Regions from separate parts of the Homo sapiens genome. Here region 1 is linked to region 2. A link is a loop called in an ENCODE intact Hi-C map of the cell type or tissue named here. Cell type or tissue: PC-9. All regions are shown on one strand. Each heading gives the region's core, and the rest is flanking DNA. Links, peaks and the distances in the headings are about the cores only.

Evidence for each region. A loop is a pair of places that touch in the nucleus more often than their neighbours do. Peaks named below come from ENCODE experiments on the same cell type or tissue, not always from the same donor. Only the 100,000 strongest peaks of a DNase experiment are listed, where the experiment ranks them.
Region 1: it touches region 2 in a loop (2.5-fold over the local background); 3 of 110 quality-filtered maps call a loop at or near these places.

What each region holds. Positions count from the first base shown.
Region 1 is chr12:105,447,267-105,464,162 of GRCh38, reverse strand. No RefSeq gene overlaps it. Among named protein-coding and RNA genes, the nearest start is that of C12orf75, 130 kb to the right of the region's middle. In PC-9, for the core only: no CTCF peak of the experiment used is centred there; a DNase peak (open chromatin) is centred at 8,782.
Region 2 is chr12:105,554,166-105,568,265 of GRCh38, reverse strand. LOC124903006 (a long non-coding RNA gene) reads right to left here and starts at 11,642. Exons shown (of 2, transcript XR_007063439.1): 1 at 6,507-11,642. RefSeq lists an enhancer at 5,788-6,567. In PC-9, for the core only: no CTCF peak of the experiment used is centred there; DNase peaks (open chromatin) are centred at 5,745 and 6,215; H3K4me3 peaks cover 1,332 bases; H3K27ac peaks cover 1,588 bases.

The DNA of each region.
Region 1 (16,896 bases), core at 4,447-12,446, 110 kb after region 2:
GATTTCCTAAAAGGAAAGCCTGAGATGGAGATTCTTGTACGATTTATCAATGGAGTGATCATAGAAGAGTCCTGTAGGTGACTGAAGAAAAGTTGAAAGGACAAATGAAAAACAAAGATGAGGAAGTGGCCAGTCGCAGTAGCTCATGCCTATAATCCCAGAACTTTGAGAGGCCACGGCAGGCTGATCGAGCTTGAGTACATGAGTTCAAGACCAGTCTGGGCAACATGGTGAAACTCCCCCTCTACAAAAAATTTAAACAATTAGCCAGGCCTGGTGGCGCATGCATGTATGCATGTAGCCCCAGCTACTCTGGATGTTAAGGTGGGAGGATTACTTAAGCTCAGGTGGTCAAGGCTGCAGTGAGCTGAGATTGTACCACTGCACTCCAGGCTGGGTGACAGAGTAAGACCCTGTCTCAAAACAAACAAAAAAACAAAATGTGGAACCACTGTATTCTAGTGTCAGCCTGATCTTACATGGAGCTCTGAGTGTGAGTAGTCCCACAGTTAAATGTCTCTCCTTGAAGAAGGCTAGGCCCTGGTAATTCCATTGCATTCAGTCAAGGGCTGCTGCCCGCCCCTGCAAAGATGCCTGGAGGGCATAACTTTCCAGGCATTTCCCCTCTGGGACCCTCCATAACTAAGGCTGATTCTCTGGAAAATAGTACAGCAATGAGCTATTAGCAACCAATATTCAAAGCAGCTGGCAGATGGGTGCACCAGGCCAGTCAAGAAGCCCAGTTGCATCTACTCAGGTGAGAAAGGTCATGTAAGCAGAAGGAACAGCCTGAGCAAAGGCTACCCAATTTCTGCTGGCTGTGTGTGGGTTGGGAGGTGGTAGAGGCATTCCTCTCTAGCTCATGTCGTATTGGGCCCTGAGAAGGGAGAGATGAGACAGAGCAATGGGCAGAAGCCAGAGAGATTCCTCTGCCATGCTATGAAGTCCAGATTCCATCCCATATTCATAATAATACCAACATGAATAATAATAGTGCAATATTTATTTCATGGTTAGTATGTGCTAATGTCTGAGGGCTTTCATTTGTTTTCTTTTTCACCCATGCAATATCACTGAGGCAAGTGGTATGATTCATTGCACTTTATAGATGAGGAAACTGAGGGTGAAAAAATAATGTAATTTGTCCAAGAGCATATGACTAACAGCTGGGACGAGAAGCCATTGTCTGTCTGAACGTATGCTCATCCCACAGTAATGCAAGTGGTTTTAAGCAAAGGAGTGATGCTGCTAGATTGATTTGCATTTTGAATATTGCATTGGGGCTGCCCATCCTCACCTTGCTAACTTCTCACTGACATACATTTCTGGGGGCTTCTTCCCTTGCATTTTTCAGCTGAAAACAAACAAACACAAAAAACTTGAATGCCCCTGACTCTGGCCATCTAAATCCCATTTCCGGCTGCTGAAGCCCCTCCAGCTGAGACCCCAACAACCATCCCTTTTGGTTCCCCCTCACCCCAACCAGGTTTCGTAAGCAAGTGCTCCTCCACGTCCCAGAAGAGCCTAGCTAGAGTCCCCACCCTTCCACTAACCAGCTGTCAGCCCCAACCCAGACAGATCTGACCCCTGGAATTTTTTTTTTTTTAGCACTGCCTGTCATGCGGCTTGTTCCTTGGCCTCTCCTACCCAAGGGCAAAGCAAAGGGGTTCCAGGGACCCCAAGTGAAGAAGACAGAACTCTGAAGGGATGGTCAGACAATACATCATGGACAGGGCTCTGATTGTCTGATGTCAGAAATTCTGCAGATGGAACTGCCTATGAGTACACTCTCAGGCTACAGTCAAAGCAGTTACTCCCAGGGCGGGCAGGCATAGGGAAGGAATGTGAGAGCTCTACAGAGGTAGATGGAAGCTGCTGTCCGTGTTCTATTTTTCATGCTGTGGTCTTATTTAAAATAAGTAAATTAGTACCTTAATAAAAAAAAATTAAAAGAGGCCTTGCCCATGGGCCAATAATGAAAGCATTTCATGGACCAAGTATTTGTATGAATCTAGTTTGCACTCCTAGGTCAGATATGCACATATCTCTACAAGGCAAAAATTACTACTTGATGAATGAGTCCCCACACGGAAAATGGCTCTTAAGTTATGACTGGAAGGGGACACAAGCAGGGGGGGATGGTTCCCTGCAGTGCTGATAGCATTCTTTTTCTACATCTGGGTGCTAGTTACTTGGATGTGCTCATTTTGTGAAAATTCAGGGAGGTATGATATGCTCTTTTTTCTTTATGCTTCAAAAAAGTAGCAAAGAACATTAAACATTTTTTAATTGCTCTACTTGATCTGGATCTGTATCTAAGAGCAGCAACCACTCCAGGACACAACTGGGAGGACCCCACAATACTGTCTTCCGGTGAATTCCTTCAAGGAATGGCTTATTAGCTTGTGCCATGCTGAGTCACACTGGAGCTAAAGAAAAAAAAAAAACAACAGTAAAACTGATCCTGGCTTTGGTTTAATGTGTGATATTTTGTTCATCATTGATCATTGATTGTCTACATTGACTGTGACTATTTTTTAAGGACGTTGTATTAAAATGTTATCTATCTTGATTACTAAGCTTTTTGGTACTCCCTTAAATTTTGCATCACTATTCCTGACCCTGCTTGTACCCCCCAACAGCTCATCGTTGAGCTTGACCATGAAAACCTCAAATTCCCTCTTCCCCACAGAAATGTCTGTACTACCACGAGCCCAAAAGATGACACTCCCAATGAGGCTCTTGAGCTCCTTAATGACAACAGTGGCCTTCCCAGTGACTTCAAGTTAATAAAGAGCATCCACATAATCTCATTTATCCTCAGTCAGCTTGTGGGAAGGCATGAGTAGTATCCCAATTTTCAGGTTAAAATATGAGGTTTTGTTTTGATAGTAAAGCGAGATTTCCAAGATGACTTTGAGCAGGGACAGTGTTTAATTAATCTCTCTATGACATACAGTGTTTAGCACAACTTCTTGCAGCTCAAGGATCAGCCTGTATATCTTCAAATCCTGGATCCACCATTTCCTGGCTTGCTGTGTGACCCTCAGCAAATTACTGAATTTCTTTCAGCCTCTGTTTTCTCTTCAGCAAAATGGAGATCAGAATAATTGATTTTTATTGAGGATTAAACAAGGTTATCCATGAAAAGCACTTAGCAGTGTGTTTGACACAGACCAGGTATTTAATAATATGAACTATGATTATTGCCCACAGGACAGGCTTGAAAATATTCATGGAAAGGAATCTGATGCCAGTTCAGGCTGTCAGGATCAACTTTTGCTATGAGGCACCTTTTAGCTGTCATCAAATCACCTGGGAAGAGAGCTTTCAAAGCAATCTATTAGCAGAAAAATTATCTGAACTCTAGAAATAGGTGAAGAAGATTACCGAGCATTCCTTCACTGTAGTGCTGAATTTGACTTTCTATTTCCTGGGCTATTTTACAACTCTGTAGAGGCAGAGGCTGGCTCATGGAATTTTGTCTAGTCCAGATGCAAATAATTTCAGTCTAGGGGAGAAGATATCCCATAGATTGCAATACATATTAAATTGCATATATATATACACACACATATATATACACACACACACGCCTGTGTGTGTGCGTGTGTGTGTGTGTGTGTGTGTATCTCAAGCATCTTACATGCTTTTTGGACAGGTTTTAACATATTACTCCTTCTCTAATAAATGAGTTGAATAAAAAATCTTTGACATGCATCCCTTTTGTTATTGCATGTCTTTTTTGGTTTTGTTTTTAGAGTCACATTTTTTTAACCTTTGGAAAATCATACTTTAACACCATGCACAGAGATAAGGCTTTCTCTGGGGGCCCAGAGGAGGCTTTTAGGGAAGCCACATGATTCCTTGCTGAACAAAAACATCCCAGCAATACCTTTCAGGTTGGATTGGCCACTGAGCAGCCCTGAACCTGGCCCCCACCCCCGCCGCAGACACAGAAGGGATTCCAGCTGTAGGACTTCACTCCCAAGTGAGGCCGGGGAGCACTGACAGCTTTCCTTCCCTGCCTCCAAATAAGGATCCAGGTCAGTGCAGAGGCTGGGCCGGCTCCCTGGGGTTTACCAATTATTTGGCAAAGTGCAGAGATAACATTCTGTGCAAATTTCCTCACATTGTTCTGCCTGGCTCTAGGTATTCCCAGATAGAATAATCTAGAGATAAGTGATGGGAAAAGAAGCTAGTACCTGGGCCTCTCCACAAACACGCCCAGTCATTCCCACCACTACGTCCTCCACTCAAGATGTCTGTGACCTCATCTCACCTTCTCATTCTGCTACTTTCTGGCAAAACCTTCAGAATCCCAGTGGAAATCCCCTCCTCCTGGAGTCAGAATAAAATTTTGGTGTGGCCCAGTGGAGCTTATGGTAATAGACACTGCCTTTGAGCATGACTTTCATGGTGTCTGGTGGTGCCCATCAAAGGAGGAGCCACATTCCAGTATCCTCTTCCCCTCAGCCCAGCCCTCAATTTGCTTCCAGGAGGGACCTTATTTCCTCCTCTTGCTTCCATCCTATTCCCAAGCCCCTTCCTGATTAAAAGAGAAAATGTCTGATAAAACCCATCTTAGCCTTAAACATCTCATTCATTCAAATGATATTTAGTGAACTCTTCATATTTGTTAGATTTTGTGGTGGGTGCTGGGGTGACAATAGACCCTGGTTGTTCTTGGCATTTACATTCTATAGATAAGGAGGAAGACAGTAAATCACTACATAAATGAGTAAACAGATTATGGTGGATGCTATAATCTAAATAATGGGGTGGTAGAATATCTCCCTTAGATACAGTTATTAGAAAAATGTTATCCAAGAAAGAGACATTTGAGCTGACATGTAGAAGATGAACAAGAGGCCAGATTTGTGAAAAGGTAGAGGGAAAGGAATCAGAAACAGAGAGACTAGCAACTGCAGTGGTCCTGGATGTGAAAGGTCTGGCATTTTTGAGAAATGCTTAAGGGTACCCAGCCCCCAAGATCCCCTCCAGTGATTCTCACCTCCTGCGATTCATGTCCTTAAGCACTCCCCTCCCCCTCTGGATAGAGCTGATTTATGTAACCAAGAAGACATTTCAAAAGTGAAGGAATGTGCCTTCCAAGCCCAGGTCATAAAAGACATTGCAAATTCAGTCTTGCTCTCTTGAATTACTCAATTTATGGGACATGAGCTGCCATGTTGTAAGGATACTCAAGCAACTCAGTGGAGCAATACACATGGCAAAGAACTGAGGCTTTCTGCCAACAGCCATGTGAATGAGACCATCCTGAAAACAGATCTTCCAGCCCCAGTCAAGCCTCCAGATTATTGCAGCCCATGCTGACCATAGCCTTATGAGATCCCTTGAGACAGAGCCACCCAGCTAATTTTTAATTCCTGATCTTTGACTGCAGCTTTATGAGATCCTCTGAGCAAAAATCACCCAGCTAACTTTTAATTCCTGACCCAAAGAAACTATGAGACATTAAATGCTTATTGCTCTTGTTTATGTTAGTCTGTGGTAATTTGTTATACAGTCATAGATAACAAATATAACCACTCAAATATGGTGAACCAGGCAGAGAGTGATAGAAGATGAAGCCAGAGAGGCTAGCAGTAGCCAGGTCACATGGCCAGTGGAGGCTGCAGTAGGAGCCTGGATTTTATTCCAGGTTAGATGGAAACTTATTGAAAAGTTTAAGCAGCAGAGTGGTGTGATCTCATTTACATTTTGTAAAGATCATAAGTATGGAGAATGAATTTTAGAGGGACAAGAGTAGAAACAAGGAGACCAACTGGGAAACTATTACGTTAGTCCAGGATGTCAAGAAAGGTGACTTGGACTAGGTAGGGAACAGCACAGAGGGAGGGAAGAGAATGGATTCAGCATATATTTTGAAGACAGTTATCATGACTTATAGATAGATTGGCTATGAGGGATGGTGGAAAGAAAGGAATCAAAATGATAGCTAGGTTTTTAGCTTAAGTAACAGAGTGCAAAATAGTGCCATTTACTGAAATGAAGAAGATTAGAAGGAGTGGATTTGGAGGTAAGAGAATCAAAAAGAAAGAGTACTTCATCTCCCACTTCCTATTACATTTGGAAGCCTTTGGTACAATATGGCCAAAATTATATGGATTATAATAATACAGATTATATTATTTGTATATATAATTATAGAAAATTATATATAATTTATACAATAATTAATTATATATTGGACATTAATTCATCTTAACCCAGTTTTATTTAGCAGTCCTCCTCAGCTACTAAAATCTTTGCATTTTGTAAGATCCATTTGCCTTTCACACACTGCAGCTAGGTGCAGCAGCTAAGAATCTCCTTGAGGTGGTTTTTTGTAACTGTCCACTTAACAGGTGTTAAATAGACAAGTCTGTGATGTACACGATACTGAGGGTGGCTTTCAAGTTGTGCAGTACATCTTGTCTTTATATTTATCTGTCTCCCACACAATGTTAGCTCTGGGGTTGGGACTGTGTCTGTTTCACACTTATATCCCCAAGATCCACCACATTGCCTAATATGTGGTAACCATGCAAAGAAAAAAGTGTGTTGAATTAATGAATGTCCATTGTATATAATCCTGCAAAGCAAAAAATAAAAATTAAAAAATTAAGAAAATCACGTCATTCTACTATACAGAGATAACCATTGCCAATGTTTTGATACAATTCCTTTAGTCTTTTTTCTGTTCATAAATATCTGTATCATCCATACGTACATTTGCACCCATATTTGTAACTTTTCCTCTACTTCTTTTGAAAGAAACAGCCAGCATTTACTGAAAGATCTGTGCTATGAAAGATCCATTGTAATAAGCCACACTTCTTGTTGGTTTAAGCTCCTGGGAACTTCTAGTCCAGAAATAGAATTGGAGTCATGGCTATCAAGGTACATCTGTCATGAGGCTCAGTATTTTGGAATTTATCCTGGCATTTTAAATATGAAGTGGGGAGAACAGTTGGTCCTAGCTCTGCCAGTAGGAGTGTGAAAGACCCTAGAGGAACCTGGCCCAGGAGGCTACCTTTACTGAGACTCTGACTACCAGTACAGTTCTCCACTTTATAAGAGCAATTCTTTCCTGAAAATCCCTCTTAATAGGGCAAATCATCCAAAGTTGAAAACAACACTGTATTATTTTCAGTGAGAAAATAATTTTGCACCTTAAGCATACAAATTTACCCCCATTCTACTAAAGAAAACCAAAATATTCAAGGACAAACAAGAAATAACCACCAAAACTCATTAAAAAGGACAAAACTACTTCAATTGTTAAGTTACATTAACCTAACAAAATATTGCCCCTTCATCAATTATTCCACGTAATACTGAGATTTACTCACTCTCAATCCATTACACAGAGCACAATGAAGACTCCGCTTTTGAATTTTAAAATGATGCTAAATTTTTTTTTTTTTTTTGAGACGGAGTCTCACTCTGTCGCCCAGGCTGGAGTGCCGTGGGGAGATCTCGGCTCACTGCAAGCTCCGTCTCCCGGGTTCACGCCATTCTCCTGTCTCAGCCTCCTGAGTAGCTGAGACTACAGGCGCCTGTCACCACGCCTGGCTAATTTTTGTATTTTTAATAGAGACGGGGTTTCACCGTGTTAGCCAGGATGGTCTCGATCTCCTGACCTCGTGATCCGCCCGCCTCGGCCTCCCAAAGTGCCGGGATTACAAGCGTGAGCCACCGTGCCCGGCCCCGATGCTAAATTTTTAAACAATATAATCTTTAGAACAAACAAGGAAAGAAGCCCAAACAAGGCAGTAGACACAAAAGAAATCAGTTAAAGCAAAGAATTATTTCACACTCCCTGAAGAGGTGGGTATCATTGGGAGCATACGATTGTTTTTTATAAACAAGCAAATCACTGGGATTCTCAAACACCTGTTAAGTGGCCAGTTACCAAAAACCACCTCAAGGAGACTCTTAGCTGCTGCACCTAGCTGCAGTGTGTGAAAGGCAAATGGATCTTACAAAATGCAAAGACTTTAGTAGCTGAAGGAGGACTGCTAAATAAAACTGGGTGGATAAGATGAATTAATGTCCTACATATAATTAATTATTGTATAAATTATATATAATTAATTTTGTATAATTATATTTAGAGCAATTATATTTAGAGCAATTCTTTCCTGATAACAGTTTTCCTGCAGGTGAAAGTACAGTGTCTCAAAAAAAGGTTGTCTTTTTTAAAGTCACACAAAATTGTCAAATGGGATAGCAGTGGCCTTGAGCAATTACAGTACCATATGATAAGTGCATTAATGAGGGGACAAAAGTTATCATTGTGAGCATATCTGAAGGTAGTCTTTAGGAGTAAGGGAAGGCTTCCCATAGGAAGTGACGTTTAAACCAAGCCTGAGAGGCAATAAGCACTTACTTTTGTAACTAAAATAAAACAAAGCATTTAAAATTAGTATTGGCAGTTATTAAACAATCAACTATTGAATACTGTAGGTAAATAAATAAACAAATGAATGTATATATGAAAAAATAAATATAAGATTTTTTTAAAAGCAGAAAGATCAAATGATTAGTCTGCTCTACCACCAATTTGAGGGAGAATCCCAAGTGGAAAAACAATCAGCCAACTCTCAGCCCTGAGCTCAAAGTGTGATCCACAGCCCAGAGCACCAGCATCACCTAGCGCTTGTTAGAAAAGCAGAATCTCAGACCCAGCCAAGACTCACCAAATCACAATCAGTATTTTAACACAGGTAATTTGTGTGCACATTGAAACTTGAGACGCGCTAGACCATGATTCACCATTTCAGCTGCACATTAGAATCACCTGGAAGTTTATGCAAACCTGATTGCCCAGTGCAGACTGGTGGTTAAAAGCACAGATCCTGTATCTAATTCCCAGGTTGCTTAGCTTATTAACTGTGGGATCTTTGGCCAAATCCATAAATTTTCGGTGCCTCAGTTTCTTCATCTTTGTGATAGACAGCTACTGACATGATTCCCAGAGGCTCCTGTCTCCTGGCATTCATACCCTTTTGTAATCTCCTCCACTTGTGTGTGGACTGGACCCAGTAAACTCCTTCTACTTAATAGAGTACAGCAAGAGCAACAGAGGGCTGCCTTCTCTGCTTTCAAGATAACATCTTGTTGCAGTGGTTTCCTGAGGGGAAGAACGCTGTGTCCTCACGTGGAAGAAGGGATGGAAGGGCAACAGAAGGCTCCCTTCAACCTCAAGCCATTTTATAAAGGTGCTAATCCCATTCATGACTTAATCACTTCCCAATGGCCACATCTCTTAATACTGTTGCATTGAGGATTCAGTTTCAACACAAATTTTGGGGGAGGCACTATCATTCAAACCATAGTATAACAGATGTCATTTCCAAGATTAAGTTATGAAAGACTGACTTAAATCTTGCCCACCATCTCTGTCTGACTCTTCTCACTTGCTCAATTGATGAGGCAAGCTGCCATGTTGTGAGCTGCCGTACGGAGATACTCAAGTGGCAAGGAGCTGAGATCCTGAGTCCAACAGCCACAAGGAACTGAATCCGACCATCGGTCAAACAACTTAGCTTGAAAGTGACCCCTCCCAGGCTAGCCCTGAGATGTATGTAGTCCTGCCTGACACCTTGATTACAGACTTAGGAAGGCTCTAACTCTAAGAACCAGCTAAGCCACATCTGGATGCTTGATCCACAATAATGGTAAGAACATAAATGTTTGTCATTTGAGGCCACTAAATTTTGGCTATGCAGTAATACATAACTAATACAATCTATAAAATGGTGATGATAGTAGCAGTCATTGCATATATTTAATACAAAATTAAATGATTCACATAAAATGCTTAGAACAGGGCCTGGCATGTAAGAATCATTATATACATTGTGCTATTAGCTATTTTACAAGGCATTAATGCCTTTGGTATCTGTATTAGTCCGTTTTCACACTGCTGATAAAGACATGCCTGAGACTGGGTAATTTGTAAAGAAAAAGAGTTTTAATGGACTCACAGTTCCACATGGCTGGGGAGGCCTCACAATCATGGTGGAAGATGAAAGGCATATCTCACATGCTGGCAGAGAAGAGAGAATGAGAATCAAGTGAAAGGGGTTTCTCCTCATAAAACCATCAGATCTCATGAGATTTATTCACTACCAAGAGAACAGTATGGGGGAAATCGCCCCCATGATTCAATTATCTCCCACCGAGTCCCTCCCACAACATGTGGGAATTATGGGAGCTACAATTCAAGATGAGATTCGGGTAGGGACGCAGCCAAACTGTATCAGTATCCGCCAAAGAATACAAACTATTTTGCTACCGCCAAAAGGCCCCAGCCTCCTCTGCCTGCTGAAAGCTTTCTTCTCTACCTTCCTTGTCAATTAATTGTCACTCCTAGTTGGCATCATTATGTCAACTCCTGGCTATTCCTCCTCATCCAGAAAAAAATTTTTTAAAAGCTGTTTCTAATTAGCTATAGACTGGGAAACTTGATAAACCAATATGTTATGATTGTGACTAAACTACAAGTAAGTAGGCTCTGATTTAGGGTCTGAGGAGTTCTCCTATGAGTACAATTAAGTATTTTTGTTTTAAAACAAGGGGTTTGTTCCATCAAAAAGGATGGCCCTGCTGCTTTCCATTTCTCAGCTATGTTCCAGTCAGTTGAGGTCACCAGATTTAGGAGGCATCTCTGAATGTCTACCATGAGATCAGCACATTCTACATCAACTGTAATTCATCACATCTCTGATTTTACTCATCCCTAAGTGCAATTCCCCTTGGCCCTATCCGGAGTTTGTTTGTATCAGCCAAAACATACACTTGTTTTTAATGCCTCCATATAATCAAGTTTAATTTCTTTCTTTTGTTATCAAGAGTTCACACTAAACAGGGATTAAAGGAGACTTCTCTGAGGAAGAGAAGATTAAATTAATTACCTAAAGGAGAAGTTGAATGTAAATGTGTGGAGGAGAAAAGAGGGGATTGGAAGATGGTTTAAGGCAGAAGGAACAACTTATGTGATTTCCCCAAGGTGGGAGGGAGCAAAAACAAAGTCAGTGTGGCTTGGCTGGACTCCCTGTGTGAGGGATAAGGTGCCCTGAATGGCGCAGGGGCCAAAGCGTGATGGTCTTACACATTGGTTAGGAGTTTAAGTTTCAATCTGAAGACACAGGCATGACACTAAAGGGTTTTAAGCAAGGGTTTGGCACACTACAGCCCTTTAGCCAAATCTGGTCCTTGGCCTATATTGGTAAACAAATTTATATTAGACTATAGCCACATCCACTCATTTACATATTATCTACAGTTCCTTTCATGCTACAAGGGCAGGGTTGAGTAGTTGTAACAGACACCACACAACCTGCAAAACCTGTAATATTTACTTTCTGACTCCTTATAGAAAAAGTTGTTTACTACCTCTGTTTTAGGCTCACGAGTTCCATGATCAGACCTGCCTTCTACATAGATTCTCGCTGCTGGTCAAGAATGTGCTGACACAGGGGCAGAGCTGCTGTTACTTTTTCCTTCCTTTACATACCAGCTGGAGCTGGAGCACCGTGAACTACCCTTGTGTAAGAGAGTGGGGAGACAGAGGTGAGGCCGGCGGTTTGGATCATCCACAGACAGGTAAATCAGATCCTACAGAGACTGGTTGCATTTTTAATAAACAAAGGGCATCTTGAAGAATAAGACAGATGATATACAGACACATTTTTTTTATTTTCATTGATGTATAAGAAAATATGGTGGCAGGTTAATACCAAAAAAAAAAAAAAAAAGACTAGCATGAGTTAGAAGTTTAAAAAATAAAAAACAAGCCATTCCTGCCAGCCTGCCATCTGTGTGTGGTGACTCTCTCCCCAGGATGAACCAGAGAATGGTGCAAATCTGAGATTGCTGTTCTCATGTGATCAATAGGAGGGAAGTCACAAAGATGTGAAAAGATAACACTGGTCCCCAGATGCACGGTTGCGTAGGTCCTTCCTGGGTTTACTTAGCAGCAATGTTTGCTTTAAAAAAAAAGTTATTATTCACCAAATTTGGTTGGGCCAGTGAGATAGAAAATGGGAAGCCAAGGGGAGTCATTTCTTCAGGACACTGGCAGAGGCCCAGAGTACAAAGTTGTCTACAAACTCTCAAATCAGTGTGAGACTTGAAAGAGAAGTACATGTTGCCAACGCGGGCTTGCCAGAGTAGAATTGAAACCATACCTCTACCTCATGCAGGCATCCTCCACTGGGAGGATGTTCTTATAAGTCCCGCCTTGGAGCCCATCTCATCTGCAACCCCCTCCCTGTTCCCCGTCTCTTTCACTCCCAAAACCAGAGGAACATAATAAAGACAGAAGGCATGCATCTCTCCAGAGCACCTCTGGGCTGAAAGAAGTGGAGAATCAAAAATCCACAAAGGATGAACATGAGCCCCCTGGTCCCTTGTGATCATGTTCCCAGGGACTTCGCCATTGTGGCCTATCTGACGCAGGCCCCACTGTGTGTTGCAAAGTCCATGGCTGCTGGGAGTAGACCCCACAGTGCCCATAGCAGCAGGAGACTCCAGATCTTGCTGTTTTTTGTTTTTCTTTTTTTCACCTGAGCTACTCCTCCCAGTATCTAGCCAAGGCATTCCAGGTTGATTTATGAAAATCTGACCTCAATCCAGAGAAACTCCCAAATGAGCCCAGTGGGAACACAACTAACTACAGCCTGGATTGCTGCACTTGCAATGAAAACCAAGGATGAATCACAGCCACAGAACTGGAGAAAAGAGTTTTTCGTTCTGGGACAGATTCCACTGTTTCCACCGGGAGGTCCTGAACTTGGTATTCAAGGACTCCCAGAATCTGACTCACTTCTCTCAACTTTCGCTTCCTACACAGACACTGTCAGATGGATTTTGTTCCCTGTTCACCCATGGGGTACCCCAGCCCCATCATTGCTCCAGCTAGAAGTCTTCACCCTCATCTGGCCCCTCCATATCCAGGAAAACACTTCAGTAAAAACCAGGAGGCACCTGTATACATGTAGAGAGGAAGGGTCCCTACACAAAGCTAGAACCAGTTTTCAACTGGTTCAGGCAACCAGGAATTTCATTTGGTTTTACAGTGAATTAGTTTTTGCCAAAGCATTTTTGCCCAATGTGTTATCTCAAAAGGAACATAGTGCTATGTCTTTTACTGAGTCCACAATATATACATTTATCTTCTCTCTGGTAATATCATTGTGCCACAACAGTACCAAAAGGAGGGCATTATTTCTAAAGTGTAGCTGTAAAGTCAAGATTCAGGACTATATTGCAGTTCACTCCAGGGTTGAAGGATAAATTGACTTCCTACATAAAAATTAAACTTTAGTTGTGAAGACACAGGTGATAAGCTACTTGGATTCTCTTCACCAAAAAGGAAAATAAGGCTGGGCATAGTGGCTCACACCTGCAATCCCAGCACTTTGGGAGACCGAGATTGGAGGATTGCTTGAGCTCAGGAGTTTGAGACTAGCCTGGGCAACAGGGCAAGATGCTGTGTCTACCAAGTTTAAAAATTAGCTGGGTATGGTGGCACACATCTGTAGCTCCAGCTCCCTGGGAGACTGAGGCAGGAGGGTCACTTGAGCCCAGGAGGTTGAGGCTGCAGTGAGCCATGTGCATGCAGCCACTGCACTGCAGCCTGGGTGTCAGAGTGACATGCTGTCTCAAAAAAAAAAAAAAGAAAAAAAAAGGAAAATGAAACTCCAGAAAATTTCTTTGCCAATTATATATGTTCTACTGAACTTTCTGCGAAGTTAACATTCTGCCTGGTGTTCTGGTTAAATTTTAATTGAAAAAAAACTAAAATAATTATATATTATTAGCCCTAGATTAGCAACATTAAAGGCCAATAATCAATAGTACTATAAGCAAGTACCTAGCGCTCTGGTGATCATTTGTAAGCACTGCTTTCTCCTTCCATCATGAAATGCACTCTTCTCTTGACTCCCACTTTCTGGAGTTCTTTCTACAATTCTGGGCTCTTTTCTCATTCCATTTTGTAGACTTGTCCACCATTATGCAACCATTAAATTATGCAGTTCTCCAGGTATCTGCTCTGGGCCTTCTATTCTTCTCCTCTACATTGTCTCTTGAGAAAATTGCGTGCATGCTCCAGGATTTGAGTGACATCTCTAAATTCATAGCACCTCCAGTAGATTGAGGAGTGGTCCCAAAAAGATGTGTCCAAATATGAACCATTGCCTGTTGATGTGACCTTATTTGGAAATAGGTTATTTGGAGATGAAATTAAGCTAAAGATCTCGAGATTAGATCCTCTTAGGTTTAGGATGGACCCTAAATCCAATAATGAGTGTTCCTGTAAGAGAAAGGAAAGGAGGAAATACTGACACACACAGAGCGGAAGGCCATGTGGAGATGAAGGCAGCAGACTGGAGTCAAGCAGCCCCAAGCCAAGGAATGCCAAGGGTTGCCAGGAGCCAACAGAAGCTAAGAGAGAGGTATGGCATGCATTCGCCCTTGCAACCTCCAGAGAGAACCAACTGCCAACACATTGATTTTGGACTGCTGGCCACCGGAACCGTGCAAGAATAAGTTTCTGTTGTTTTAAGCTGCCAAGTTTGTGGTAATTTGTCACAGCAGCCCTAAGAATCTAATACAGTACTCAAATGTGCATCTAAGTTCTGTGGCCTCTGAGTTCCAGACAAACATCTACAACTGCCAACGTTACATCTCAGAGGAATCTAAACTCATCGTGTCTCTGATTTAATCCAACATCTTGTCTGCCCAAGCCCATACCCCAACATGGCTTCATTCTGTCTCCCCAACTCAGTGGATGGTATCGCTATTCATCCAGTTCCATCAACGAGTTCTCTGGGTGTCACCCATGATGCTACCCTCTACTTTCTTCCCATAACCAGTCACCAAATCCAGGCAATTTTACCCCCTAAATGTCTCTTAAGTCTCTCCATTTATGTCTATTTTTACTGTCACACCTCAGTCCAGTGAGCATCAGCTCTTGCCTGGACTATTGCTGCAGCCTCCTAACCAGTCTGCCTACTTCAAATCTTGCCCTCTACAGTCAGTTCTCACCCCAGCAGCTAGAGTGATCTTATAAACATAAATCAAGTCACATCATAGTCCTTCGATGGCCTCACATAGCCCTAGGCCTGCAAGGCCCCCCATTGCCTGACCCCCCAACTACTTTTTGAGTCTTGGCTCACAAACTTTTTCCTCTAGCTCCCTGAGCTCCAGCCATTCTGGCTTTTTTTTCCTCCCCAGAAACCCTTGTAATATAGCAGGACCTCTGGTTTTAAATATCCTACAATTCAAATCCTGGCTTAGCCTCTTCTAGCTGTGTAACTTTGAGCAACTTACTTAATTTTTGTGTCTAGGTTAGGAGAAGCAAGCGGGGAAGCTAGGAAGTCCATTTCCCCATCTGGAAAATGGTAATAACAATAATTTTTACTTTACTGAATTGCTGTAAGTATTAAACGACCTGATTCACATCAGTCATTTAGCAAAGTATCCATTACATTCTTAAATATCAATGTTACCATCTTCTAACAACTTCACCGTCTCCCACTACAAGGAATTTCCTATACCTACCATATCTCCACATCCTCCACCTAATCCATTCCCCATTATCCTTCAAACGTTGTCTCCAATGCCTTCAGGGAATTATCCAACCATCAGCCTACCTTGGGGTCCTCTACAGAATTTCAGGGTCCCATGTAGCCTTTATTCCTAGCGTTTATCACAGCAAGACTTGAGTCTTACCATGCACAACTCTTACATTACCAAAACAATTGCTTATCCAACAATGGACACATTGAAACCCTGGAATTTCTTCTAATGGAATTTTTTTGACCATGTATTTTTTAATGGTATGATAAACACATTGAGAACAATTTTCAAGGTGAGTGATAATGGAGTGATTCGCTAGGCAGCCGATGGCTTGTTGAAGATGCTGTATCAGCTCACTCTCCACATTATAAACACTCAGCATGGGTCAAAATGGACAGATCAAAAATGACTCTGTCAGAAGTATTTCACTATGACAATCTTAACAACTACAGATTGCTTACAAATGAACAAGAGATGGTAGGGAGGTACTAGGTGAGAGATAACTTTGGAAATACATGGCAAATGCAAATAGATAATACGAATAGATTGTACCCAACACGTTTAAACATCTTCTCCTTCACGTTCCGTAGAATCTCACCTGAAGATTTTCCTCTGAACTCTGCTTTCACTTGGTTGTCCAGTGACCAGGAACCCTGATAATAAAATGGCAATAATGTTATGCTCTCCCTAACAGCAGTGATATAGTTTTTATTTCTGCATCCCTAACATAAAGTTTAGGGTCAGTCTCACAGGAACTTCTCAGAAAGTGCTAATTGATCAAATAAATGAATGTTTTTGGATACCAATTAACAACACAGTTGTTCCTCAGAGAGATCCCTCAAGAAGTATGGCCATTTGACAAGAGTTGTAACCTGAGGGCTTCAGCGAACATGTGATACTACAATTTCTATGCAGTGTGAACCAAAAAGTATTTGAGACAAATTTCAATCAATTTAGAAAATCTACTTTGCCAAGGTTAAGGATGAGTCCATGACATAGCCTCCAGAGGTCCTCAGAACATGTGCCCAAGGTGGCTGGGGCACAGCTTGCTTTCATACATTTTTAGGGAGACATAATACATCAGTCAATGCATGTAAGATTTACATCAGTATGATCTAGGACAACTCTAAAGGTGGGGGCTTCCAGGTCAGAGGTAGATTTAAATTTTTTCTGATTGGCAGTTGGTTGAAAGAGATAGGAATGTGTGGGTTATGATAAAGGGTTGTGGAGACCAAGGTTTTATCAAGCAGATAAAGCCTCCAGGTAGCAGGTTTCAGAGAGAATAGACTGTAAATG
Region 2 (14,100 bases), core at 1,886-9,885:
TTGGGTTTTTGAGTTCTAGTTACTTATAACTGTGGTAACAAATTATCACAAACTAAGATGGCTTAAAACAATAGGAATTTTCCCCTCACAGTTCTGGAGACCAGAAGTCCAAAATCAAAATGTCAGCAGTATTGGATCCTTCCAGTGGCTCTAAGGAGAGCTTCCATGCTTCTCTCCTATCTTCTAGAGGTCACTGGCAATCCTTGGGATGCCTTAGCTAGCAAATGCATCCCTACAATCTCTGTGTGCATCTTCACACGATGTTCTTCCCTATGTGGCTCTATGTGTGTCCAAATTTCCCTCTTTTTATAAGGACACCCATCATAACGGATTTGGGACCCACATTAATCCAGTATGACCTCAACTTCACCTGGTTACATCTGCAAAGACTCTATTTCCAAATAAAGTCACTTTCATAGGTTCCAGGTGCACACAAATTTTGGGTAAACACTATTCAACCCAGAATAGTATGCATCGCTGACCTCCATCCCATCCCCAGGAAAGAACTATTAGAGAAGTAAAGCATTGGTTCTCAAAATGTGGTGCCTGCAGCAGCCTCACCTGGGAACTTGTTAGAAATGCTAATGATCAGGAATCTAGTATCAGAATTTTGGAGGTGGAGCCCAGTGATATGCATTTTAACAAGTCCTCCAGAAAATTCTCATGCCTATTCAAATTTGAGAACCTTGAAAATATGGGCGATCTTCCCTTCCAGTCGAATCGTCCATTCATTCAACAAACGTAGAGGAGAGTGCATCAGCTGCTGGGAATGCAGCCAGGTTCAAGTCACAGTCTTTACCTACTCAGAACTTAAACTCCAGTGGAAAGATCAGAGCACAAGGATTCATATGTCCCTGGCAGTAATCCTTTGTGACCCACAAAAATGGCAATTTCACATGGCTTGCCCTAAACAAAGCACAAGGTTTCCAGGTGCACCACGGAAGTCTCCCAGAGAATGTGCTCACATGTCCTGAGATTGAAGAATGACTCAGGAAAGGCTCAATGAACAACTGAGGGAGGGAAATCCAGAAGAGGAAACCACACATGCAAACACTAGGATGTGTGGGAACCAGAGCCCAGGCTTCCACAGGCTCTGTAAATCCAGGCTGACCTTACCCTGGCTTCTGCCTTTGCCATGACTACTTCATAGTCACCTTAGTCTCATCTAGGGGAAGTTGCATCTAGACACCAAGATAGTGAAGCCCCCAAGCAGGTTCTGCCATAGTTATGATGTATCCTCTTAGTCCATGAGCACTGAGCTGACCTCTCCATCAGGCAGGTGGGCACAGTGCGTAGGGGCTCCCTTTCAGGGGCGCATGAAAATGTTCTCATTTCCTTAAAATCCAAAGGAAAGACAAATGAACTGATGAAGTTGAATAAAATGTTTTAATTTTATTTTTCAGAAAAAAAATGAAATGTTTAAGGCCCCCCAAAATCCATTAAATTATTTTCATATGCTTTTATGGAGGAAGGCGCCCATGAAGACAAATGCACCTCAAACTTACGGAAGTCATGATGTGGCTGTGAACAAGAAAGCTTCTGAACAGTTTGGGTGAGAGGCCAGGGTCCCTTGGGTCAGCTTCTGGGACTTCATGAATACTCAGCACAAAGGGTGGGGGGCCCCAAGAGATCCCTTCGTCCCAAGGCTTCCAAGGGTCTCCACCAACTAGATGTTCCAGCCCAATCTCTCCCATGCTCCCATGGGTCTCCTGGATACTTCTTTCCCACTGGAAATGGAGGAGGCAGCCATCAAAGAAGAAAGGTAGAGACAGGAGCAGAAAGAAGGGGTTCTGAAACCCTGAGGGTGGGGGGTTTCTGAGAAAGAGTCAGTCACCAGCAGCTTGAGAAGTGGGAAGGGAGCCTTGAAAAGTCCCCTAAACCTGAACAGAGTCCAAGCTCTGCCTCATGGGCACTGTGTCACCTGAGCAAGGTACTCCACTGCCCCAAAGCTCAGTCTTCTGTAAAATGCTGTGACTTCTCTGTTATCACCAAACACTTCTCATTAGGTATTAAATAAACTTCACCCAACTATTTATTGTGAGAATTCCGTGAGATATCACTAGTGCACATAGCTCAGGTCAAGTGCATAGTAGGTACACAGAAAGTAGGTACACAGAAAGAGTTCATTTCCTCTTCCATTGTCAATCTATATCAAGAGAATGTCACTTGGTTGCCTTCACCTTTTTATTTCAGAGGTATAGGAAGGCCCCTGAGCCTAAAGATTATCTTACTTTTTACTAAGCAGCACTTTGCCTGATATCAGCTATGTTTCTCCACTTATCATGATTAATATGGAATAGGCTCTCAGTAAAGACTGTCTCCCTTCTCCCTGCCACCACTGCAAGGTAGCAAAGTAAGGTGACCTCAAGCTATCCTTCAAGCTGACAAAAATTTCTGCCTCCAGTTTTATGAGGCCTCTGGAACAAATGGTTTTTGGCCTGTGAGCTCTGTGATTCAGGAACTTCATGTAGTTTCATAACTTGACATTGCAAATCAGACCATATCTCTGTCCCCCTCACCCCTGCCCAAGTTTTAAACTCACCAAACTTCTCATTCGCCCTAAAAAAGAATTTGAAATGTTGCCAGTCTAGGACACTCAACTGTCTTTCCTCGTCATCCCCCATCCCTACTGCTTGCTCCCACCACTGTAGCCACATCAGCCACTGATTGTTCAAGCTTGTCTTGGGCTTTTGCATGCCTGCATGGAATGCTCTTTTCCCTACTGTCCTCTGCCTCCCTGATTCAAGCCACTTGAGTCTTTTCTCAACTGTTGTTTCCTTAAACAGATCTTCTCTGACCTTCTCCCACCCATCCCCTCAACACACAAGGGTCATTCTCTATATCCTCACCACCATCACCTCCCATTTCACATACATGATGAAATAAGGGTATACTTGATGATGTGATTGCAAATCAAATCAGAGTATCCTAAATATGAGAGCGCAGCGACTTCTCTGTGCATCATTCACCAGTACTTAATATGCATCATAAATAGAGATCGCTCTCTTTTAATAGCAGGTCAGCTGAGTTCTTCCTGCAAATTCTTCGGTCCTTTTCATAAAGTTCCAGGTGGAAGAATTCCTTCAGGTATCAGGATATAGGCCTATACATACCACAAGGATATACTGGGTGCTGTTCTTTTTCTCATTTTCACTTCATACACTTTCCCTGGTCAATTTGAGCATCTCTAGCCTTGAGAAGAGATGGGACTGAGAAAACAAAAACCAGGCGATGTGTAACTTTTTTTATTTCCAAAATAGTTTCTTGAGATTCAAAAAGGAAGGTGTTAGGGCAGAAAAGTGCAGAGTTTAAGCTATAGCCATAAAAAACTGGAAAGAGCATGGGAGGAAAGACAAGCTCATTCCTGTGTCACCTGGCCTGACAGGGGAACAACTAGACCAGAGGTATGACGTTACAGGAGATGGGAATTGGGTGAGGAGCACTGGAATGAAGAGGGCCAAAGCTGGCTTAAATAGGGAGAGTGGGGAAGCCATAGGAATCTGCTGGTCAGTGCCTGGAAGGCTTCCAACCATATAAATGCAGGTTATAGTCTACCCCATATAAATGAGCACTCCAAGTCAACTGGGTAAAGAAGCCAGCTTAGCTATATATATCTATATATCACCTGCGACTTGCTCATAGATCATACAGAAGAAAGTCATCTGCTGTGACTTGAGATTTATCTAAGCCCCATCAAACTCTTCTTGTAGCATACCCCCATTTTCTCAGTGACCTGAGACACTTATAAACCTCACAGAAACCAAGGGTAGGATGGGAGAGAAAGCCCCCGAAATGGGCCCTAATAAAGGCTGGGCAATGGGGAAATACACTCTTGTTAAAACGTAGAAAATGTTCAAGTCACCCTATCTATTATAGTCAAGATTTTGGTATCCAGAGTGAGCAATACCAAATCTGCAGTCCTCCTGGTTACATCTTGACACCACTGAGTCACACACTGCACATGCCCAAGATGCATGCATGGGTCTACTATGGACATGCAACGTGAAGGCCAGTTGGCCTGGGCTGGTAAAGGAAGCTTGGTCTTCTCAGCCTCTCTGAAATCTCCGCCTTTTACAACTATCCAGTTAACCAAGTATTTTTGGATGCCTACTGGGTGCCCAGTTGCTGAGGATACAGAGATAAGCAAACTACAGCCCCTGTCCTCAAGGGTGGAGAAGCTATAGGCAACTTCACAGAGCTCACAGTCCTCCACAAATAGCCATGTTTTGAGAGCCAACTCCAGGTCGGGCTCCATGCTAAGTGCCTGACATGGGACATATCACTTAATCCTTAAAATATTCCAGTGAGAAACTGAGCCTCAGAGTGTGTCAGTAATTTGCTCAAGGTCACGCAGCTGGAGTGATGATAAGCTTATGGAGAAGTGGTTCGACCTCTTCTTGCCAGAGGAGATATAAAGAATTAAAAAGTCATTTTCTCCTTTTCTGAACCAATAGCCAAGGAAAACATTTAATATAACTTCTGTTTTTGTTTGATTGATTTGGTTTGGTGCTTTTCTTTCTTTTCTTGTCTTTGTTTCTTTTTCTTTCTCTCAGGAGAGGGGAGGTGGCTCTCACCTGTAAGGTGAAGTGTGGTGAGGTGCAGTGTCTCACCTGTAATCCCAGGACTTTGGGAGGCTGAGGTGGGAGGACCACTGGAGGCCAGGAGTTTGAGACAAGCCTGGGCAACAGAGTGAGACCCCATCTCTTAAAAAAAAATAAATTAGCCAGGCGTGGTGGCACGTGCCTATAGTCCCAGCTACCCAGGAGGCTGAGGTGAGCGGATCGCTTGAGCCCAGGAGGTTGAGGCTGCAGTGAACCAAGAATGCACCACTGCATTCCAGCGTGGGCAACAGAGCAAGACCCTGTCCTCAAATAAAAAATAAATAATACATAATTTAAAAAAAGAAAGACAGAGGAGAGGTGACTCAAACTGAGATGTTATGTGTTTTCCTTGAGATTGGGGAAGAAACCGTGGTTTAAAAGTCTCTGATAGTGGAGACCTACGGCACCAGATAGTGGATAATGAAGCTTGGGCCTAGGGATAACACAAGGTCACAAGCTGTGGGAGCCTCTTCCCAGACCCCCTGGCCCAGGGTTGGGATAGAGGAAGATGAGGAGCCCCTTCAAAATGGTACTTTGCAGGCAATGAGCAATTATTTCTTCATAGTGGACCCAAGGCCAGGAAGGTGCCTTTAGATCTTGCTGAATTACCTAATTCCCAGGGCTTCCTTATGCCCCCAAAAAAGAAAGAAAGAACCCCTCACTGCCCCCCCTGCCCCATCAAAAAAGACATAACTAAGAATGGGTTGCCTGCCAGCCCTGGCAGGTGGAGAACGAAGCCAGATTTATTTGCTTTAGAAAAATAAAGAAAACGTGACGCTGCTCACACCCAAGTGTCTCAGAGCAAATCCGCACAGGTTCCAGCTGGTGCTGGGAATTTCATGCACCCAACCTCCCTCAAAAGAACACAGGGCTTCGTGGGCCTCTGCCCCATTAAAGAACGACTCTTTCCCCACTAAAACCATCACTTCTGGCTCGGCATTGATGAAGGCACAACGCAGCTGGCGAAAGTACAATAATTAACTCGAGCGCTCCTGAAAGACGATCACAATAATTTATATTTCTCCACCGCCCTCCATCCCCCTACGAGCTTTCCAGATTTTATGGCCATGACTCACCTCCGCTACCGCTGTGGGGCAGCTCCAAGGGAGCGGGCTCACTCACACCACACCGCAGTTTAGGCAGAATATTAAAAAAAAAAAAAAAAAAAACCAGCTAATTACAAGTGAAATGCTCCCTGTCACAAGCAGGCCAGCTGACTTCATGCCTGGGCGGCAGAACGCAGAACTGCGATAAAACTCCCAAGTTGGTCCTTATATTTTTTAAAAGTCAGATTGCTCAGCCATGATCTCACAGCCCTGCACCCCAGCCAGTGGCCCTGAGCCAGTCTTTGAAATATGACCTCAGACAAGGCTGGTGACGGAGTGGCCCTTTCTGGCAGGGTTCATCTTAAGTCAGTTTTCCTATAAGGCCTCGTCCTTCTTGGGCTGCCTGAGAAGGCCCGTGTGCCCCCTCCATACTCCCCAGCACCAAATACTTGCTTGACCCAATGGCGAGGCCACCTACAGTCTGATGGCAGTGCCACACTTTCTCCCGGCAATCCACCCTTCTCTCTACTCCTGCACATTTCTGTCTGTACTAGACACTTGGCTCTTATCCACACTCACTCCTGTAGTGTGATTCAACTCCATTCAATCAGCAAATGTCTACTTGCAGGCATGATAGCATCGTGGCTGAGAACACAGCATTTGAATTAAGAAATAATATGGCTTTGTATTCCACATCTCTCCATTACTAGCTGCATGAACGTGGGCAAGTAATTTAATCTGAGCCTCATTTTCTCATTTGTAAAGAGAAGGAAAATGACATGTACCCCACGTGGCTCTTGATGTAGGAATCAATGCATGACACAATGGTGAAGGCCACAAATTGTAGATTACACCCTACCAGCAACAATGACGGTCTTCTGGGTGGAGTGGACATTCATGCAGGAATCCTTTACATTTCAAAGCAGTGCTCTGGTTCAGTGATCCAGATGACTAATGTTTTCTGATGCTTCCAGGCTTTAGGGTCCTGAAATTCCTTTGGAAGACATTCTGGGGACTCTTTCGTATCTGTACATGACCAAAATGTTCCATGAAGATAATGTAAGAAAGAAGAGAGAGTCCTAGCATCAGCTCATACTCTCAAATTATATCATTTTCCTTTGGGAGTTAATAGAGAGGGCACTGCAATCCAGCTTCCCAGATTCTCCCAGTTCAGCCTTACTTGATGTATAAGAACTCAGGAGTCTGCCTGGTATGGAAGACTGACCAAGCACTAGATTTGCAGCCAGGAACTCTGGATTTAAGTCCCAGCTCTGCCACTTTCTAACTGTGCGATCTTCAGGAAGTCATTCACCCTCTGTGAGTCCCATTTTCTTTCTCTGTATACAAAGTCTCTCATCCATGCTCACTGTGAGGATCATATATAAAAATGGGAGAAAGAGCACGTTATGTAATACTAAGTAGGAGAAACAAACTGTCTGGTAGCACGTACTCCCCTGCAAAGAAATCACCACCTGCCTCAGTATCTCTATTTAAATCAACAATTGCTGTGCTAGGCATCGAACCAGAGGAACTAAAAGGAAGGATTTTAGCATTCTTCCCCAAGAATCTCTCAGACAGGATGAGAAATCTATCCCAGATGCCATCTGGGTTCCCCCAAGCCACTCTGCAAAAGAAATGGCATTGAACTCATCAGAAACTACACTCGTCACCTTTCATGGGAACCAAGGCATCTCCACAGTCCCTGCAGGCAGCTGACAGGTGGGCTCTTCATGTTTCTTTGGCCCACCCACTCCTAGGTCACCTGGGATGCCACCGACCCATGAGTCAATGTTTTCTCTGGTTCTACAGAAATTCTTCTTGCTTCAAGAATTTTATCTTTACTGAAGATTTGGAGAATCCCAGGAAGAAGGAACATTAAGCGGGACACATCATATTTTGCCATCTCCCTGGTTGCTCCTCCATCCCCTGCCACTCAAGTGCAACCACAGACACCCACTTGGGTTGTGTCAGGTGTCCTCATCTCAGCTCTACCGGACTCAGCATCTGCTGCTGGAGAGAACTCACATTCTCGACAAACATGGCTGACATTCTCATGTCAGGGTCTAAAAAAGTAAAGCTCCCTCAGTAATATCACAAAAAAAATCAAGAACTCCTAGAGTATCAATCTGAATGTAAGTATCATGCAAAAGGTGTAAGATCAGGGGTACAAATTGCAGAGGTGATATCGAGTTCCCAGCTGATTGTGGCATCAGGGACTACCTCTTAACTGGGTGTTGAAGAGCAGGGCAAATCCAGCATCCTCAACAGCAGGAACAGCATGAGCAAAAGCTCAGAGGCAGGGAGACACCAGATACGTTCAGGGAGCAGTGAGTGGACAAGCTGGCTGCTGCCTGGCAGATGGAAGCTACGAAGGTAGAGAGGGCCAGTAGCAGAGAGCTCAAAATGCCAGCAAAAGGGGTCCGCACTATTTTCTCCTAGAGTCCTTCTATTTTTCAGCTGGATCTCTGAGTATGCCAGATGGAGTGTGAAGAGGAGAAGCAGGAGTCAGAGATACCGATGAGGAAGTTACACCAACCACCCCAAAATGCAAAGTAAGGACCTAGAACTGGAAGCGGGGCAGGAGTAAAGGAAAGAAAATGATGGGAGTTGGAGAAAACAAAACACAGGACCTGGGAGACCTGGCTTCTGAGTAGAGGAATAGGATAAGAAAAAGGAAAAGCAAAGGCAAACCTGGGGTTTCAAGCCTAAGTAGGGAGAGAAATGCGGACATTGGGAAGGTATCAGTTTGAGGAGAGAAAAGATGAATCCTGATATGTGGCAGTAGGAAGGCTGGAGAGAACCTTTCTCCCACATCCTCTGCTGACTCCTAAAGGCCTATGCTCAGGACCTTGATCAAGACCAAAACCAGTGGCCAAGACTCCCTTGAAGCTGACCAGGTGGCCAGGGCCATGGGTCCAATGCGCCTTGTGGATCCCCTGAGGCTGATCCTGGCTTTCTCACTAATCAGTACTTAGTCCATCACCCTCTTGTCATAGAAGATGGATCATCCCATTCTGTCCTCCACAACCCTTTGGAGTGGGCATTCTCACCTTCCTTGCCTTTCCCGGAAGGGAGGTGAGACTATGAAAGTCGAGACTCAGCGTAGGTCACACACCAGCAAGCAGCAGCCAGCTCAAACGCAGGCCCTGGGAGACCGCATTCACACCACTGCACACAAAGCACACAATGGGTGAAGTCCAAGGGCAAAAGGAGTGAAACCTGAGGCTGGTCCAGAGTTGAAAATCCTGAGTGTAATTGCTGTCCAGAAATCATGAAGTTTGTGTTGATTTCTTATGATGCTTAGATAAGGCTCTGGACCAGGCTCCTTGGAAGAAGCAAAGAAGTATTAGTGGAGATCTCTGCCCACGAAGCACTTGCAACTTCACAGGGCAGATGAGACTCACAGAAACAAACACTAGCATGATAAGTACATGATTCTCTTGTTTTATTTTCTTCATATCACCTATCACTAGCCTAATGTGCCCAATTTAGCTGTTTGTATGTTTATTGTGTCTTTCCCCATTGGGAACAAATGGCAGCTATTTGCTAATAAATCCCCAATGTCCGGAAAAGTACCCAACCCCTAAAAATCATGCATACCCAAATCCTTGTCTCAGGCTCTGCATCCAGGCAACCAGATCTAAACCAGACTCCAATGCCAAGTCAGCCAAGGGATCTGCCCCATCAATGTCCAGACCTCAATCTCAGGTCGTGCCAATTCAGGGTGAGAAAAAAAGTCCCACGTGCTGAGAGAAGCAGGAGAGACCAGTGGGCATTTAGGAAATATTTGTTGAATGAATGACAAGGAGTTGGGTCAGGCAGGAAAGTGGAAGAGAAGCTGATAGAAGCAAAAGACAACTGTGGGCTAAGACTTCCCAGAGAGGAGGGGTAGGAAGAATTTGATAGCCAAGAAGTGAGAGGTAGAGTAAAGGTGGCCTCTGGGAGGAGAGCACCACTTCACTTCTCCTTTTCTCTATCCATTCCCTACCAAGACTGCACTCAATCCCTTCTCATCCACCCTATTCCACCCACAAAGGGGAGAAACGCTTATGATAGATGAGATGGAGCATTCACTGGGCATGTCTAAAAGGCCAGGAATAAATAATGCATGTCTCTTCAACTCTCTTGCTTCCATAGTTGCTGGGGCCTAAAGACATGCTCTCCTGCATCTCTGGGCTATTGGTTTTCTTATGAACCTGGAGCCCAGCTCCATCAGAGAAGGTCATCTTTCTTTCTGTTTGACACTCTCCATCCCATTTTGATATACTTTTTTTCTTGAGCCTGCCAAGAGGCACAAGCCTGTGACTCTCTCCACCAGAGGAGCTCCAGCAAATCTGGATCAAGTAGTATAGAACAGCACTGTGGCAAGCGTCTGCTGCTGTAGTCTCTCCTGCTTCTCTCAGTGCATGGGATCTTTCCTCACCCTGCAGTGGCAAGACCTGAGACTGAGGTCTGGACATTGATGGGCAGATCCCTTGGCTGACTTGGCATTGGAGTCCGGTTTAGATCTGGTTCCCTGAATGCAGAGCCTGAGACAAGGATGTGGGTATGCATGATTTATTGTGGAAGTGAGGAAAGCAGGACAGGAAAGGGAGGAACTAGGCCAAAATGTGGTCCCAGCTGGGATCCAGCTTAAGCCTTATCCCACAGGGAGCTCCGGGGCATGGCTTGTATGGTCTGGTTTGCATGGCTTATATGACATGGCAAAGTTGGTCTGACTTTGAAACAAGGGGTGTCCTCTCATATCTCCTATTGGTTAGTCATTGGATGCAGGCTGCAGGGGACAGTTGTGAGGGGCATGTATGTTTCCAGTGAAGTGTCTCCTATTGCTGAAGAAGTCCTGTGGGTGAAATCTCTAGAGAAGGCAGGAGCTGTGAGTTTTTAGTAGGCCCCACTCAGAGCAGCAGGAGTGTGGGGGCACCGGCCCAGTAACAGGGTCTGGGTGGGGATGTCACCAGCATCCTCCCCAGACTCCTTCAGGGCCACTTAGCTTAAGAAAAGGAAATCTCCGTGAGATAGAGCCTGGATGTGCTGTAGTTTGCAGGACGGTTTGGAGTTAGGTCTCAGCTAATAATTCAAGGTTGCTTTGTCTTGTTTTGTTCCATAGACATTTATGTCCATAGAGACCTCTCCTGGATGCACTCAAATACACGTGGACCCTTGAACTGACGCGCTTAGTCTCATCCCCACCTTTGGCATCATTAGAAGCACCTCCTTTTGACATCACTTCTCTGAGAGATAATCCTGAAGAAGATAAAAGGACAAATATGTTCTCTACTGTTTATGAAATCCATTTTCATAAGACTGGAGTAGAAGTTGAATGGACTAGACAGGTTTTTCTCTGGGAGCCTTTTCCAGAATAGATCCTAAGCATAGGCGCATGTGGAGACCTCAATTACAATGAAAGAAAAGATGTACCAAATATTTTCCTTTGGGGAGGTTGATTTTTAAGTGAAAACTCCTTAACCTTTCAGCTAAACTCCATAAATTGATTGCAAATGCCCCATTCAAAAAAACACAAAAACCTATGGAGGGAACTGGCACATATTTCTATCCCCAGTATGCCGTTTCAGCCACCCTGTCAGGTCATGTTGGTCCAAATAAGGAGGAAAAAAAATGCAGCATCTTTGAAAAGAAAGCTGAGAAGGCGAAGGTGGCCTGGGAAAAAAAGGCTGAGGTAGAGGAAGGAAATGGGGGATAATTACAAATGACAGGAGTTTCCAAAGAAAGAGATTAAGATAGCAGAATTCTGTACAGGAGTGGGTGGGACACAGGGGCAAGGGAGAGGTGGGGAAGCCGAGGTGGCATGTGGGGAGTAGGAAGCGGGTACCTGGAGAAGGGAAGGGGTCCTGACCTGGAGGGAGGGAAGTCTGATAAAGATTATGCTGCCACTCCAGGGGTTCAAACGTAAATTGCAGGTTGGTGTAGAGAGCAAATGAGGCCACGTGGTGGCTCATGCCTGTAATCCCGGCATTTTGGGAGGCCGAGGTGTGCAGATCACTTGAGGTCAGGAGTTCGAGACCAACCTGGGCAATACGGTGAAACTCCATCTCTACTAAAAATACAAAAATTAGCCAGGCATGGTGGTGGGCACCCATAATCCCAGCTACTTGGGAGGCTGAGGCATGAGAATTGCTTGAACCCGGGAGGTGGAGGTTGTGGTGAGCCAAGATCATGCTACTGCACTCCAGCCTGGGTGACAGAGTGAGACCCTGTCTCAAAAAAAAAAAAAAAAAAAGAGCAAGTAAGGGAAAAGGGCATCTCAGAGGCTCTGATTTTTGTGTAATGCCTGGTGGTGAGAGAGATGCCTGGAAATATGGTGGCCAGATGCACGGGAGATGGGGACATTCCCACAGGGAGACGGGGAGCTGAAGACAGCTTCAGTCGCTGCGCTCTTCCCTGACCCCTAATCTGTGAGTCAGATTTCTAGCTCAGGCAGAGACGGGTTGATCCCTCTCCCATGGAGTGGGTTGTCTAAGTGCTCCCCTGGCCACCTGTGTTTAGGCCAGTGGCCATCTGGGAAGCATTCAGAGCCTTGAGGCCACTGAGAAATCTAGAATGCAAATCAGAGACCAAGCAAAGGGGATGGTTGTGGACAAGCAGCCCCCTGGCTCTTGCCCCCAGCAAGCCCTGACGCTGGGCTCCTGGGAGAGCAAGACTAGCTCCAAGGTCCACCTGCTGGAGCACTGCTTGGCCTGGCCCAGCCGGGCAGGGCAGAACATTCTAGGGAAAAATCCTCAGGGTCAGCCTCTGAACTGAGGGAAAGATGGGCCGGCTGCCAAACCTAGCAATCCTGCACACAGATTTCCCCCATGCGGCCAGACTTCTAGACACATTATCCTCTAGTTCACCTCATTCATTTATTCATTTATTCATTTACTTCATTATTCATTCAACAAATAGAGCAGAGTCTGCTGCACAACTCAGGCTCTGGAGTCAGGCAAAGCTGTGTTTGCACTGTAGCTGTACCACTTCCTAGCTGTGTGTCCTTGGACAATTACGCAACCTCTGTGTCTCAGTTTTCTCACCTGTTGCAGAGACACAATCATAAAATTATCTCAATGTGTTGTTGTGAAGATTAAATGAGGTAGGGGATTCTGCTCAGAACCTGAGCAAGTAAATACTTTGTAAATGATCACTTTTGTTCTTATTATTGTCATTACTGTTATTATTAGTAATATTATCATTAATTTTCAAAAGTGTGAAGGTAGAGGATGCTTCTTCCCCACTCATGACGATTTCTTCTATGTGGGAGAGGTCCCACTTCACTCCTGGTTTCTCTCTGTCCCCTGACTTACTCCCCCCAGGGAAGAAGTGGTTTTCTTATTCTGATAAATCTGGAAGGAGAAACTGGGTATGTGCAGCCCAGCCGCGTCTTTTCTCTTTCCCTTGGGAGTGAGGCTGCTATCAAGGAGTACGTTCTGCTGCCCCTCCATACACGTCCCACAAAGGCCTGTCCAGAGCTGCTGTGATTGGGAGGTAATATTTTTAGGTTGGGTATTCGATATCAAGAAATCTACCAATGCACAGATATAAGCTCCATTTTCCAGCACCCACTTTATCAGTAACAAAACGGATGCTCCATTTCCGTCTCCATCTGCCAAGTCTTTTGTTTTACTTTACGAACAGTTCAGAATTCTAGTGAAAAAAAATAGGTGCTATTTATTGGGTACCCTCTCAAATCCCAACAATTGTAAATAATGACATGCATACAAACAGCAGAGATTTGACCACCTGGGTTCAATGAGACAGTTCAAAGGAAGAATTGAATTCAAATCCACAGATTTTTTTTTCTTCTCTTGAATCCCACCAGGATCCTCATAAACATTCCAAATGCTTGATGATCCTGTGATTTCTAACAGAAATTTATAGTTTCATTATGTAAAAGACAAAAAAAGGGCTCCTTGCCCACTTACTCTTCTTGACCTGTGCCCCTCCCTGGAGCCAAGGTTAGCAGTTTTCATGAGTACTGCTTACTTTTTGTTTAGGTCATCCTTTCCTATTGAATTCCAGATCCTTATCCAGGCCCTCATGCAGGAAAGGGCTTCTTTTATGTGGGTTTTTGTTTTTTTTAATGGGCTTCAAGGGCTGAGCTACCTTTGGTAAACTACGTCTTTGGCTCCCTGGTGATCACGAAAAGTTTCATTCGTGTAGGCTGACTCTTGTTTGGAAATGGTGATTGCATGAAGCAGAGAGATTCTGAGATTAGGGGGGCTAGAGCATTCCAGCTCAATAAATCAATCCCTTTTTAATTGTGTCCCTGTCAGCCAACATTCTTCCAGAGACAAGAGGGAAGGGAGCTTGTTAGCAGAGTGATTCCTCACTCCCCTTTGTATGCTGATCTCATTGTAAATTAGATGGAGCAGCAGCAAGGAGAGCTGTGTTGCACCTCCCAGGTCTGTCCCAGTCACAAGAAAGAAGCCACTGGATCGTCAATATGCTTGACACAAACT